Linked DNA regions of Homo sapiens: region 2 is linked to region 1. A link is a contact called in ENCODE Hi-C or POLR2A ChIA-PET data. All regions are on one chromosome and are shown on one strand. The core of a region is the stretch at or near the end of the contact, and the rest is flanking DNA. Distances in the headings are between cores, read along the strand shown.

Region 1 (6,162 bases), core at 2,329-4,828:
TTCCTCTGGCTGTGAGCCTGCTCTACCCATGCATGGGCAAGGATGCAAGTGCCAAGTAATTTACACTGCCCTAGGAACAGTCCTCAACCAGTCCCAGGTGGGAGTTGGTGTATAAATACCCCAGCTCCTTTTCCCCACAGAAGTACTTAATCTATGCCACTCCCAGAGTTCCCAGTGGAACTAAGCTCTGGTTGACAATGATAACATACTCCTAATGCCCCTATTAAAGTTTGTCTTCCTTTTCCTCTCTGACTCCCTGCCCCTTTCCTAATGGTGCTTCCTGAGATCACCTTCCAAATAAACTCCCACTGGTTTCCTTGTCTCAGGGTCTGTTTCTAGGGAGCCCCACCTGAGAGAAAGACCAGTGGGCCAGCGACCACTTACAGATCCACCCAATGAACCACATGGCCCATTGTCCCTATACCTTCTGTAAATTGTCAGACATTAAGTATTTCTGGCTTGAGGCTATACGGTCACTTTCACAACCACTCAACTCTGCAGATGTAGTGAAAGTAGCCATAGACAATATGTGTGTGGCTGTTTTACAATAAAGATTTATTTATAAAACAGATGGCCAGTTCCAGGGCTGTAGTTTGCTCAGCTACAGGATCAAACATCTTGAATCATTCAAGGCCTTTCACACTCCAGCCTCATTCTTAAATATTTGTCAACTGCTCACTAGGTGCATTCACAACCCAATATAGGCTCTTATCAGAGGAATTTCAGAATCTCTCCTTTTGGAGAAAATCACCAGTTACTCCACAAAATAATCAGTTTGGTAAAGCAAACACACATCTTTTCCCCCCAAGATTGATCTACATGGTTCATGGTGGAAATATGTTGTCTCTCCCTGTCTCACACTCCTCCTCATTTTCCAGAAATACAACCACTGCTTCCTTTTGCTTCCTTTACTGCTTCCTGATGTAGCTGATCTCACTGCCAGCCACAGGAGCCACATGTGACCCAGACCTGGCCAATCAAAGCCATCTTTTCCCCAGGTCATGTGATTGTTTCAGGGAGAAGCACATGACCCATTCTGGACCAATGAGAATCTTCCCTGAGATTTTTTTTCTCTTGGTGGGTTACTAAGCAAGGGATGTACCAGTTCAGGAAGGTGGATGGCCATCCCAGGTACAATTTGAGGCCTATTTGAAGGATGAAGCCAAGATAAAAAGAGAGAAGGGGAGCCCTGGTGAAGTCGGGCAACAACATCAAAGCACCTACTATGTGCAGGCTCTGAACTAACTTCTGGTGGTCACAGCATGAGTAAACTCCAGTGTTCCCTGCTTTCAAATGGCTCAAAGACTGGTGAGGGAAGAAGATGAGTCAACCCACAATGACAATTCAGTGTGACAAGTGCTCTTACATGAAGAGGTCTATAGGAGAGGTACGAAAGCGCTAGGGCTGGCCAGGAATGCTTCTCAGAGGAGGTGCTACTTGAGCTACAGTTGGAAGAATCTATTGGTCCTAGCCAACAGGAGGACCAGCATTCCAGACAGAAGGAAGAGCGGGGAGGAACTTGGCAGCAGTGCAGGCTGGGGCACTTACATGGAGCCGTGGGCTTGGAGGCTGCAGACCTGGGCAGGGGCCAGGCTTTCTGGGACTTGTGCTGGTACAAGTGAGACTGTTCCAGGCTGTCTTTGGGAGAGCTTCCCAAGGCTGTGGCTTTGAAGGGGCATTTCTGCTGCACTCACCACTGCATCCACATAGCTCTGATGGTCTCCTCTCTCTCTTTCACACTCTGAGCCTGGCTTTTCCCAGGAATCCAATAGCTGCCACTGAGCCATGACCCTTCTAGACTCTTTTTCCCCATGCTGAGAAAGCATCTTGATGTTGCCAAGAAAAAGACCTGGGTGGGGGACTTCAGAGGAGGAAAGAGCTTCTGCAGAGGACAGATGCTTCAGCCTATGAGAGAAAAAGGAGGAAAAGGGAGAGAGATGACTTTGGCTTGGATTACTGGAAAGAGAAGCTGTCCACTCGCTGGAGACATGCAGAGGAAAGGGAAGATTTGGAGTTGCTTCCAAACTTGGCCATCTTGCTTTGGAGACAACCGCGTTTGCTAAGTCTTGGATTGGCTGGAGAAGAAACTCAGCTATGGGATTCTGGCTCCTCAGTTGCAGAGAGGGTGGGGACATTTGGGGTTTTCGTGTTGGCTCTTAAACACAGAAGTGGGAAGAAGCTAGGGATGGCTGAGAACCCAGCCTCTCCAGTTTACCTCTCCAAACAGAAATTTGTTGGGCAGCTGAGGAAGCAGAGTTGGAAGATGTCAATTTCAATCCTGCTGTGACCCCTCCTGGCCACCTTAGGTTCCCCCATTTTATCCCTTAATCACCCCCTGCATGTGTGCATCGTACTTTTCTCAAACTTTGTGTCATTTTCATTGCTGGGCTCACCTAGTGTCTCTCTTCTGGGCTCTGAGCAGGCTCCAGTTGCCCCAGAGCCCAGCACTCAATACTTTATGAATAAATGAATAAATGATCATGCAGCATAATCTGCCAGATTGTAATCATTTCTCTTGGCCTCAGTCTTCACCTCTGTCAAGTGGGAATAATAATGCCTTTAGCTGCTTGTGCATGTCTGGTGCATATCTGGGCTTCAGTGTTTGATGGCAGAACAAATGCCCCAATGTGTGAGAAAAGGACTCCTGCTCTGCTGATTTACTTTGTTCATTATCTTTAACATCAAGAGGGATGTGGACATGTTGAAGTAGGTTCCTCTGCAGTTCTCATCTCCCTTTTGCTTATTCGCACATATTGAGCTCCCTCTGGGCCATAGGTGCTTTCCAAACACAATTTCTCAAGCATATAGTCCCAAGTTGGGTGCCCAAGAAGCATAGTGAGGCAGAGTTTACCATGCATGTCATTTATTAGGAAGACTCTTCGGATTGACACCCACAGAAGGGAGGGAAGAGGGGAAGTGGGTGGAGGGAGAAGTTGAGTCACGATGCAGGCTGAACAATGGCCTCAGCCAACAACATGGGCAGCCCTGAAGCTAGAATAGCCCTTCAGTGCCATCCAGGCCTTTATAACTTACATGGATCAGTCATTGGATGAAGGCCTCCTATCCCCACAAGGATATGACCTCAGATGAAGTTCTGGAGCTGGGGCCATCCCTTAAGGGGCCAGTGGCTAAGGCGAGCACTCCCAGATGCTGGGACGATGAGACTTTCCTCGAAGAGGGATCCGAGCAGCACCTCTTAATGTCCACTGCACAACTGTCCCCAAAGGAGGGTACTGCTACCTCCACATATGGATGAGGTCACTGAGGTTCAGATGGGTAAACAGTCTCACCCCAGGACACACAGACAGGAGCTGCCAGGACCTCCCACTTCCATAGCTTCCTATGTCTCTCACCAATGCCCCGATGCTGCGCAGACCTGCGCCAAGCAGCCAAAAGCACAAACCCCGCGCCCGAGTCACTTCCCGTCAGCTGGCAGGCCTGCCACCCCGCGCCTCGCGGCTTTGCCTGGAGCCCGCCAGGCGAGGTGGCTTCCCTGCCCGAACCCATCCATCCGCTTGTGTTTATTCTGTGCGCAGCCAACAGCTGCCGGGAGCTGGGCCTGCCAACTCTGCTGCGTTCAGGGATGCGTCTCTCCACCCATCTCAGAGAGCTCTCTCCTGCTGGCTCTTTCTGGGAAGCCTGGCTTATTTTTATTTTTCTCTTTCTCCTTCCCAGCGGTGTAGCTGGATTTCAGAAGGACTTGCAAGAGTTGAGGGGAGGGAAGAGGATACAGCATCCAAGATGTTGGAGGCTGGAGAGTAGCTGCAAAATTTCTACTTTGGGCAAAACGCCGTGGCTCATGCCTCTAATCCCAACACTTTGGGAGGCTGAGGTGGGAGGATCGCTTGAGCCCAGGAGTTCGAGACCAGTCTGAGCAACACAGTGAGACTTCATCTCTACAAAAAATAAAAAGAAAATCAGCAGAGGATGGTGGCATATGCCTATGGTCCCTGCTACTTGGGAGGCTGAGGTGGGGGGATGGCTTGAGCCCAGAAGGTCGAGGCTGCGGTGAGCTGTGATCACGCCTCTGTACTCCAGCATGGGCAACAGAATGAGACCCTGTCTCAAAAAAAAAAATCTACTTTGGATTCTAGTTCTTTCATTTTTCATTTATTTTCCTTGTTTCTTACCAACATGTAGTTTTTTAACGTTACAGGATAAGGGCTGACAAATGACTGGTTTATGAGTGTGGGTTTGGAACATGAATTTGCAAAGGGGACAGCCTGGGTATTCTGTTCTCTGTTTTGCTGTGTGACCTTGGCTGGGTGTCTTTACTTCTCTGAGCTCCCAATTCTTCATCTGTGAAGTGGGTTAATGATCCCATTTCTCAGGTCCATTTGGAGGACTGAATATGAGAGTGTTAGGAAAACTACAGTGGACCAAATAGGTGCTGAATAAATGAGATGTTGTGTCATGATTTTTCCCCTGGTACTTTCTCTAAGGAGATTGGTGATGAGCCTGTCCTCCACTGTTCTGAATACTCACTCAAGTTGGTATGGTACTTTGCAGTTTGTTGCACAGGAATTGCATCATCTTTGAAGATGCCACGAATTTTCTGCAACCTGCAAAGCAGGTTCTCTTCTCACACCTTTCATCCATCTCCGTCTGACCAATTTCTCCCTGTCCTTTGGCTTGGCTCACATATCACTTCCTCTAGGACAGTGGTCAGCAAACTTATTCTGTACAGAGCCAGACAGTAAATATTTTAGACTTCGTGGGGGCACCTGGTCTCTGTTGCCACGACTCAACTCTGTTGTCAAAGTGCAAAGAGGCACAAACAATACACCAATGAATGAGCATGGCTATGTTTCAATGAAGTGTGATTTATGGACACTGAAATTTGAATATCGTATACTTTTCAAGTGGCATGAAACATGATTTTGATTGTGTAAAACCATTTAAAAGTGTAAAAACCATTCTTAGCTTGTGAGCTGTATGAAAGAGGCAGTGGGCCAGATTTAGCCTGGGGGCAGTAGTTTGCTAAACCTTGCTCTGGGAGGTAATTGCTGGTCACCCCCTGTCCTGTGGGCAGGCTACATTAAGGGCCTTTCATCAGGGTTTCCACATCACAGCACTGACAACAGAACATCCTAATTACCTGTTAACTCCTCTGTGGACCACCAGCTCCTTGAGGGAAACACTGGGTTTTATTCATCACAAAACCCTCAGCACCAACACATAGTAGGTAGTCGACAACTACATATTAAACAAGCCCGTGTGTGGATGAATGAACCTTTTAAGCAGCTCCACGTTGCAGATATAAGCTCCATTTTACAGATGTGGAAACGGAGGCTCAGAAAAGGAAAGGGATTTTCTCAACATCACGCAGCTGCAAACATGACTGAGCTGGGGCTCAAACTCCCGAAAGAAGAATGTTAATTGAGCAATTGCTATGTGCCAGACACAGTGGTGCTTGGGGCTTCATATGCCTCAGTCCCCATTTATTGGACACCGCTGTGTGTCAGGACCTACCTGGGTCATACCCCTTTAGGTTCAGAACATTGGATTTCTCACTGTGAGAGCACCAGGCTTGTCTTGCCCGTTGTTGAGTGCAAAGAACAATTCTGGAATGATGAATTCCTACCATACCTGAGCTAGGCACTTTTCAAATTTAAGTCCTTCATCCTTGCTCACCACATCCCAGAAGTGCAATCTGCAAATCAGCTTAAAAGGAAATTAATTAATTTTAAAAAAAAGAAAGAAAAAAGCAAAAAACAGTGACAGCCATCGCAGCAGCAGCAACAGCAGCATCTGCTGAGTCAGATCGGTTATCCATCCACAATAATCGATGGCTCGTCATCCAGCCATTTCCCTCCTCCAAATACACAAATTAATAAAGAAAGGGTCTGGGCTTGCAGACAACAGAAAGGGCACCCAAAGCAAAATTGCCTCCGGCTGGGAAAAAGTCACCTCCCCAGAACGATGCCCACGTCAGCTCTGCTGCCGAAGTGGGAGATACTGGAGGTAAGTCCCAGTCTCAGCCAAGAGGGCTGCAGCCCACAAGGGCCCTGCATGAGATTAAGGTTGGTAAGAAGGAACGCCAGCTGTCTAAGGCAGGCCCTAGCTCTAAGTGGCTCCTGAGGTGTATTTGGTTCCCAGCCCAAATCGAGTGCCCCAGCGGCCCTGTTTTATTAAGCAGGCCCAAGTGGCAGGAGGCTTTAG
Region 2 (6,756 bases), core at 2,373-4,872, 100 kb after region 1:
CAGCTCACCTTCCCACGGGCCCTCTGCCTCCAGGAAAGCCATTTACAGCTCTAATGCCTTCCAGCCAGGTAGGAATGGGGCTCACTGGCCCCTGGTGGTGGCCATAACTTTGTAATTGAATGACATCTGGGACTACCAGTCCCCATAAAGAGAAACCAGAGGAATGTGGTAAATTTTTCACAAGACTGTGGGGACTCCCACTGTGGCTGGGCCAGGAATCCAGGCCACTTCACACAAGCCTCTTTCTGTGGCTGCCCTGAGCCAGCTTCTGGATGAGGAGCCAGCCAGCCCCGGGTTCAGATCCTGCCTCTGCCTGCTGGGACCTTGGCAGTGTGCCATGACCTCTCCCTGCCTCGGTCTTCTCTGTAAACTGGGTGTACTGCTCCCCTTGCAGAGTTCTTGGGATGATCAGGCCTTTCTTAGTGCAGACGGAGAAATTCTGTCATTTTAAAGCCTTGAAGAAGTCAGGCTATGATTGATTGGAGACACAGAGGGAGATGAGATGGGGACAATGCAAGGGACCAGATCAAACCTCAGCAGGGGGATCTCCAAACATTTCTTCCCGATTCCAGCAGGATGGCGTAGTTAGGCCTGTGGCCAGGCTTCTTTGCATCATCTCTGGACAGCTCAGGAAGAGGCTATGGGATTTACCAAGTAGATTACATGGCACTTAGCTAATGAAATGACACCCCCGCCCTCCCCAGATATTGATCAGCCACTGGCAACCGTGGAGCTTGCAGCAGCCTCCAGACAGCTTTAAAAGAAAATCAACCATTAATAAAATTGAATGGTTTGGGGGAGCAGGATGCCGGGGCAGTGGTTGGGGGTGGTTCTAGAGGAGAGAGATTCAGAAGAAGTTAGCAGACAAGGAGGACTACAGGAAGAAAATGTGCCCTTCTGACCCCAAACCAGAATAGTAGATGTATGAGAGATTTTGCAATTAACCAGGTCCATGAGAAAATGCCTAGCGTACAAGTATCAAGTGAGAAGGGTATGTCTGCAGGATGCAGACGGCAGAGGTTGCAAACTCAGGGCAACCCCGCAATGTGTCTCTTTGCTCCATGTATGCTTTATTTACAAGGAATTTGCTGCCAATATCTTTAAAAAGTTGGAGTTTTTATATAAAAATCTAGATTTCTGGAGTTCCAATTTTTGTAAAATTGGAACATGGGATGACATTGGGCTTGCATTCTTTGTGGCAGCAGTTGAGCTGAGCAGTAACAGCTGCCCCTGTGGATGGGGCATGTGGAGTCCAGCTTGCCCAGCCCCCACCTGGCCCCCACACTCATTCCTGTAACCTGCCAGGGCTTATGAGTTTGAGACCTTGATGCAAAGTCTGAACTGAAGTATGCAATAATGTTTACATATGAGTGGAGGACGTGTGTGTGTGTGTGAATGATACACACACACATACACAGTGACTATATCTCTATCTACCTATCTATCTATCTATCTATCTATCTATCTATCTATCATCATCTATCATCTGCCAAAACAGTGACAGTGACTACCTTTCCCTAGGTAGGACTTTATCTTCTTACCCATTCGTACTTTCCATTCTCATCAATAAAAAACAATAGACTTGGCTTTGGGAAAAAGAATGAATCTGTGCAGAGCTGAGTATTCTGTAGGATCACGGATCATAGCAACGGCGATTGTACCAAGAAGGAAATGTAGAAAATGCCAAACCGTGTTTTTCTCCAAATAGGGAAATTGTGAACCAGTTAGAATGTCGCCTTTCTTGCTTTTCTGCAATAAATCTCTTTCATATTTCTAATCGAAAAACTAAAACCCAGGTATGTGCAACTTAAAAGTAAATCAGGATTAACTCCTCTTAACAGAGGGGCAACGGTGCAAGAAGGAGGCTTATCCGGGGAGGGACCTTGAACATAGTGGGGGGCTTTGTCAGGCCTGCCCTGGCCTCTTCCTCTAGGGTGGTGACCTGGAATCTTGTTCAGGAGTGATATGGTTTGCCTCTGTGTCCCCACCCAAGTCTCACCTCCAATTGTAATCCCCATAATCCCCACGTGTCGAGGGAGGCACCTGGTGAGAGGTGATTGGATCATGGGGGCAGTTTCCCCTATACTGTTCTCGTGATAGTGAATGAGTTCTCACAAGATCTGATGGTTTTAGAGGTGTTTAACTGTTCCTCCTTCACACTCTCTCTCGCCTGACGCCATGTAAGACATGCCTGCTTCCCCTTCCACCATGATTGTAACTTTCCTGAGGCTTCCCCAGCCATGCAGAACTGTGAGGCAATTAAACCTCCTTTGTTTATAAATTACCCAGTCTCGGACAGTTCTTTATAGCAATGTGAAAACAAACTAATACAAAGAGCAAGCACCGTTTGATGGCTGCAGTCTGTCATTCCATCCCTGGACCTCAGATCCCCATCTATGAAAAGGAGAGATTCTTATAGGGAAAAGCTGGGGGCAATGTCTAGCTCTTTTTGTAAGCCTCTACGAGCCAAACACCAACTGGCATGTTTTCACAAGTGTGTTAGTTGAAAAGCCTAGAGGTTCATAAACCAGGCTCTCAACTCAGACATTTCCTAGCTGTGTGGCCTTATACAGGCCACTTAACCTCTCTGAGCCTCCTTATTCTTTCTAGAAAACAGAAACTGAACTCATAGGGTTGGATGGAGGAACAGATGAGAAAACAAAAAGAAATCATATAAAGAGCTCTGTACCTGGCATAGAAAGTCAAAAGAGATTAGCCATTATTTATGTTCTTACTGTTGATATTTTTAAAACACTACCTACTGTGTGCCTGCTAGTGATGGGAGAGGTTGAGGTTATTATGCCCAACATTACGAAGAAGAAACTGAGTCTTGGCAAGGGGAGGTAATTAATCAAGGATGACAGTCTCCATGGAGATCAGGTCTGTGTGGCTCACCTGCACTTTCTACTCACCCCCACCCCTACCCCTAGGAAGCTCTTATCAATGTATCTTTTCCACTGAGATTAACTGAACACTCACTGTGTGCCTAGCCCCATGTTAGCCCCTCACCCAATTACCTTGGGTGAAGTTAAGAGCAAGACTTCTAAAAACAAAGAGACCCTGCTCAAGTTCTCCCTCCATCATCACTAAGTGGCTTAGGCCAGTGCCTTCACCTCTGAGCCTTGCTTTTATTATCTGTCAAATGGGCTATGCTGATTGGATCCTTGGGAGATTTCATCAAGGCGGTTAATACGCAGAAGGACTTCACAGAATGAAAGAAGTGACCAGTAATGGTGTTAAAAATTCCCATTTAACAGTTAAGGAAAGTTGTACTTTGCACCTGCAGCATTCATTCATTCATTCATTCATTCATTCACTCACCCATTCATTCATTGCTTTTACACTGGAGCAGCAGCACATCTTTCCACCCAGGTCTCCAGAAGCGCCAGTGTTCTCAAAATGCATGTGGAGGAGAGAGGCAGGGAGTGGGTCTCGCCTCCCCGACCCCTGGGCCTCCTCGTCTCTCACTGCCAGAGAGGCAGCTGCGGCCAGACATTTGGAAGCCATTATAAACATCCCTGTCTGAGTCTGTTCTCCCCTGCGTGCAACCTAAAGCAACCGATTCCAAGGAATTTTGGCTGAGTTTCTTCCCAGAGGAATGATGGAGAGTACTCACCCCTCCACCCCATCCACAAATGTTCCTCTCTGTTTCAGCAGATTTGGAGCACTGGGCAGTAAACCCACAGGCGTGCTGGGAAGAGCTCTGATACCTGAAGATTTCGGGTCTCAGCCCAGACTCAGCCACTTTCTGGTGGAGTCACCTCTCCGAGTCTCAGTTTCTTCATCTGTAAAATGGGAATACTAAAAAGAGTAAACACACACATCCTACCCTTGTGAGGAATCCACAAGTCAATGTAAAATAAAGGCTTAACACAGAGCAGATGTTTGCCAAATCGTATTTCTCTCCTGCTCTAATCTCATATTTACTTTTTGGTGTAATCCAGAAAGCAGGAAGATGGATAGGTAAGACTTTGATGCAGAAGTTAAGCCCCTAGCCTGCCAGATGATCCTAACAAAGTCGCCTCCCACCCCTGTGTCTCAGTTTCCCCAGACTTCTGCCTCTCACTCCCTGATGTTTCCTATATTAGCCGGCCCTGCCTGCCACAGTCACTCATAGCATGACCCCAGGTGGGCAGCCTTTCAAGCCCCTCCTGGTCTTCCTCTCACTCTCTGCACCCAGAACTCCTCTCTGCCCCTCCCTGTCTGTCACCACTAGATCTCATGGCATCAGATGCTGTCTTACTATGTCTCTTCCATGAACCCAGTCATGTCTTGGCTTGTCTCGACCCTTCTCCCACCAGCCTCCTAGCTCTCTCCTGGTTCACATTTGATGCTTTCTTCCTCTTCTAAAGACTGGAGGAAGAGCACTGGATTGATCTGGGCTCCTGGACCCTCTGCTCTTGCCTCCTGAGGGTGGAGGAGATGAAAAGACAGGGCCTGGGGGTGTGGGGAAGGTGGATGTCTTTTGGCAGAGATCCCTGTTGCTTATCTACAACCCATCTTGCTGGTCATTGGGGTCAACCTGGCTCACTCCAGACTTGTCGGATGGCCTCAGTGCAAGCTGCAGGTGGGATAAAGGTATTCCTCAGGAACTATGAGGTGTGTGTGTGGGTGTGTGAGTGTGTGCGTGTGTGTGTGCAGGAGGTGGAGTGTACATGTATGTGTGGTGTGTGTGTATTGGGTGTGCATGTATGTGTGTGTGTGTTCTGTGTGAGTTGCATAGTGTGCACATGTATTGGGCGTGCATGCATGTGTGATGTGTGCATATGTTGTGTGTGGAGTGTGTTTTAGCTGTGCATGCATGTGTGATGTGTGTGTAGGTTGTGTGTGGTATGTGGTGTGTGTGTATTAGGTGTGCATGTATGCATGATGTGTGTATGTTGTGTGTCTGGTGTGTGATGTCTGCAAGTCGTGTATATGGCACATGTGCTTTGGATGTGCACATATATGTGGTGTGTGTGTTGAGTATGCATATATGTGTAATATGTGTGTTATGGGTGAGCTGTGTGAAGTTTATATGTATTGTGTATATGCATTGAGTGTGTATGCATGTGTGATGTGTGTACGTTGTGTGTAATGTGTGGTGTGTGTATTGAGTGTGCATGTATGTGTGTGCTGTATGTATGTTGTGTGTGGTGTGTATGCATTGGCTGTGCACATATATGTGATGTGTGTTGCGTATGCATGTACATGTGATATGTGTGTACTATGTGTGAGTTGCGTGATATGTATATGTATTGAGTATACATGCATGTGTGATGTGTGTGTATGTTGTGTATGTGGTGTGTGTGTGCTGAGTGCATGCATGTGTGATGTGTGTGTATGTTGTGTGTGTGGTGTGTGTGTGCTGAGTGCAGGCATGTGTGATGTATGATGTGTATGTTGTGTGTGTGGTGCCAGCATGTATTAGGTGTGCATGTGTGTGTCATCTATGAATATGTTGTGGGCATGTATGTATGGCGGGGGTGTGTACTGGCCGTGCATATATGTGTGTGGTGTATGCGTGTACTGGTTTTGCATGTATGCATGGTGTGTGTGTATTGGTTGTGCATGTATGTGAGGTGTGTGTGGTGTGTGTGTATTGAATATGCATGTGTGTGTGCAGTACTCTGTGTGTGTGTGCTATGTGGTGTGTGTGTGTATCCATGCCTGTGCTGTTGTCACCCTCTTCTTGGCTAGGTAAGTATCCTCCGAGCTCCAAGAACTGGGTAAATAGGAAGCTGCGTGTAAATACTTCCTGGACCCTGATTTCTACAACTTCCCACCCGGACGTGAGTGTTCCTGTCTTTCTGTAGACATTTTAGCTGCCATGCTTTGGAGAGCGTGGTGTGATCCTGAGCCCAGAACTTTCTCTTTACAGACTCGGCTCATCCACCCACCTGCCCTTAAAGTGAAGCCTGATACCATCTCCTCTTTGCAAAGGAGCAGACTGAGCACCAGCCCGAAGGAAATGCGCAAAGGGCACGCAGATGTTGAGCACAGGGACCAAGCCCAAGCATCCTATTCAGATACTGATGTGTCTCCGAGAGCTGGCAGGGACTTCTCAGACTTGTCCCTGCCTCCAGCTGGCCTTCTGGGCTCCCAGGAATTTCCTCAGTTGTGTTTGTATTTTTCTATTTCATCTTCTCTGCCCCCAAAGTCTGAATTCTGTACCTTGGACTCCATCATTTTCTCTCATTTCTTCCTCTTTCTTTTTTCTTCTTCTCTTTTTTCCTCTTCCCTCCTCTGTTTCTGTCTTAGTCTCTGTCTTTCTTGCTCCTTCAGGAACATTTTTCCATTTGTTTTCTTTGCTCCCCTCTCTCTTCCCCCCTCCTTTTTGCCTGTATGTCCTCTCTCTGAGTCTGTGTCCTGTCCTGTCCTCTCTGTGTCTTCCTGTCTCTTTCTGTTTCTGCAGGACCTTCTTCCTGCTCTGGCTCTTTGTCTCCATTTCCTTCTGTTTCTCTCCCACCCCCTCACACCGTCCCTCTGTCCCTCTATGTGTGTGTGTCTCCCACTCTGCACCTGCATCTCTGCCTCTCTCTGTCCGTCTCTTACCACCTCCCAGCTGCTCCCATCCATTCACTTTATTCAGCCTCTCCCAGGACGATGCCACAAGCCCATCCATCCTAGTTGCAGCCAGGACTCTTAGGAAGCCCCCGAGTCCCCTGATGGGGCTCAGTAGGTGACTTCTCTCCCCACTGCCTCATCAGGGCTGTTCTACAGTGTGGCCCTGTCTCTTCGCTGTCTGTTCTCCAGCCTTTTCTTGTCCCTTGTCTC

The links. A loop is a pair of places that touch in the nucleus more often than their neighbours do. ChIA-PET counts read pairs that join two places held with the same protein, here RNA polymerase II (POLR2A). Pooled maps may share reads with other maps.
Region 2: a map of esophagus squamous epithelium shows a loop between it and region 1 (2.1-fold over the local background). The contact joins two enhancer-like sites. A Hi-C loop is called at or near these places in 2 of 168 maps with a recorded cell type or tissue (esophagus muscularis mucosa and esophagus squamous epithelium) and 1 of 50 pooled maps. POLR2A ChIA-PET finds 5 or more read pairs at or near these places in 2 of 52 experiments (activated B cell and endothelial cell of umbilical vein).

Annotation. Positions count from the first base shown.
Region 1 is chr22:27,192,672-27,198,833 of GRCh38, reverse strand. No RefSeq gene overlaps it. Among named protein-coding and RNA genes, the nearest start is that of LINC01638, 29 kb to the left of the region's middle. Within about 2 kb of position 3,578, at least 7 of the 41 ENCODE cell types and tissues checked have a DNase peak (open chromatin) inside an H3K27ac peak, as active enhancers do.
Region 2 is chr22:27,091,606-27,098,361 of GRCh38, reverse strand. No RefSeq gene overlaps it. Among named protein-coding and RNA genes, the nearest start is that of LINC01638, 130 kb to the left of the region's middle. Within about 2 kb of position 3,622, at least 2 of the 41 ENCODE cell types and tissues checked have a DNase peak (open chromatin) inside an H3K27ac peak, as active enhancers do.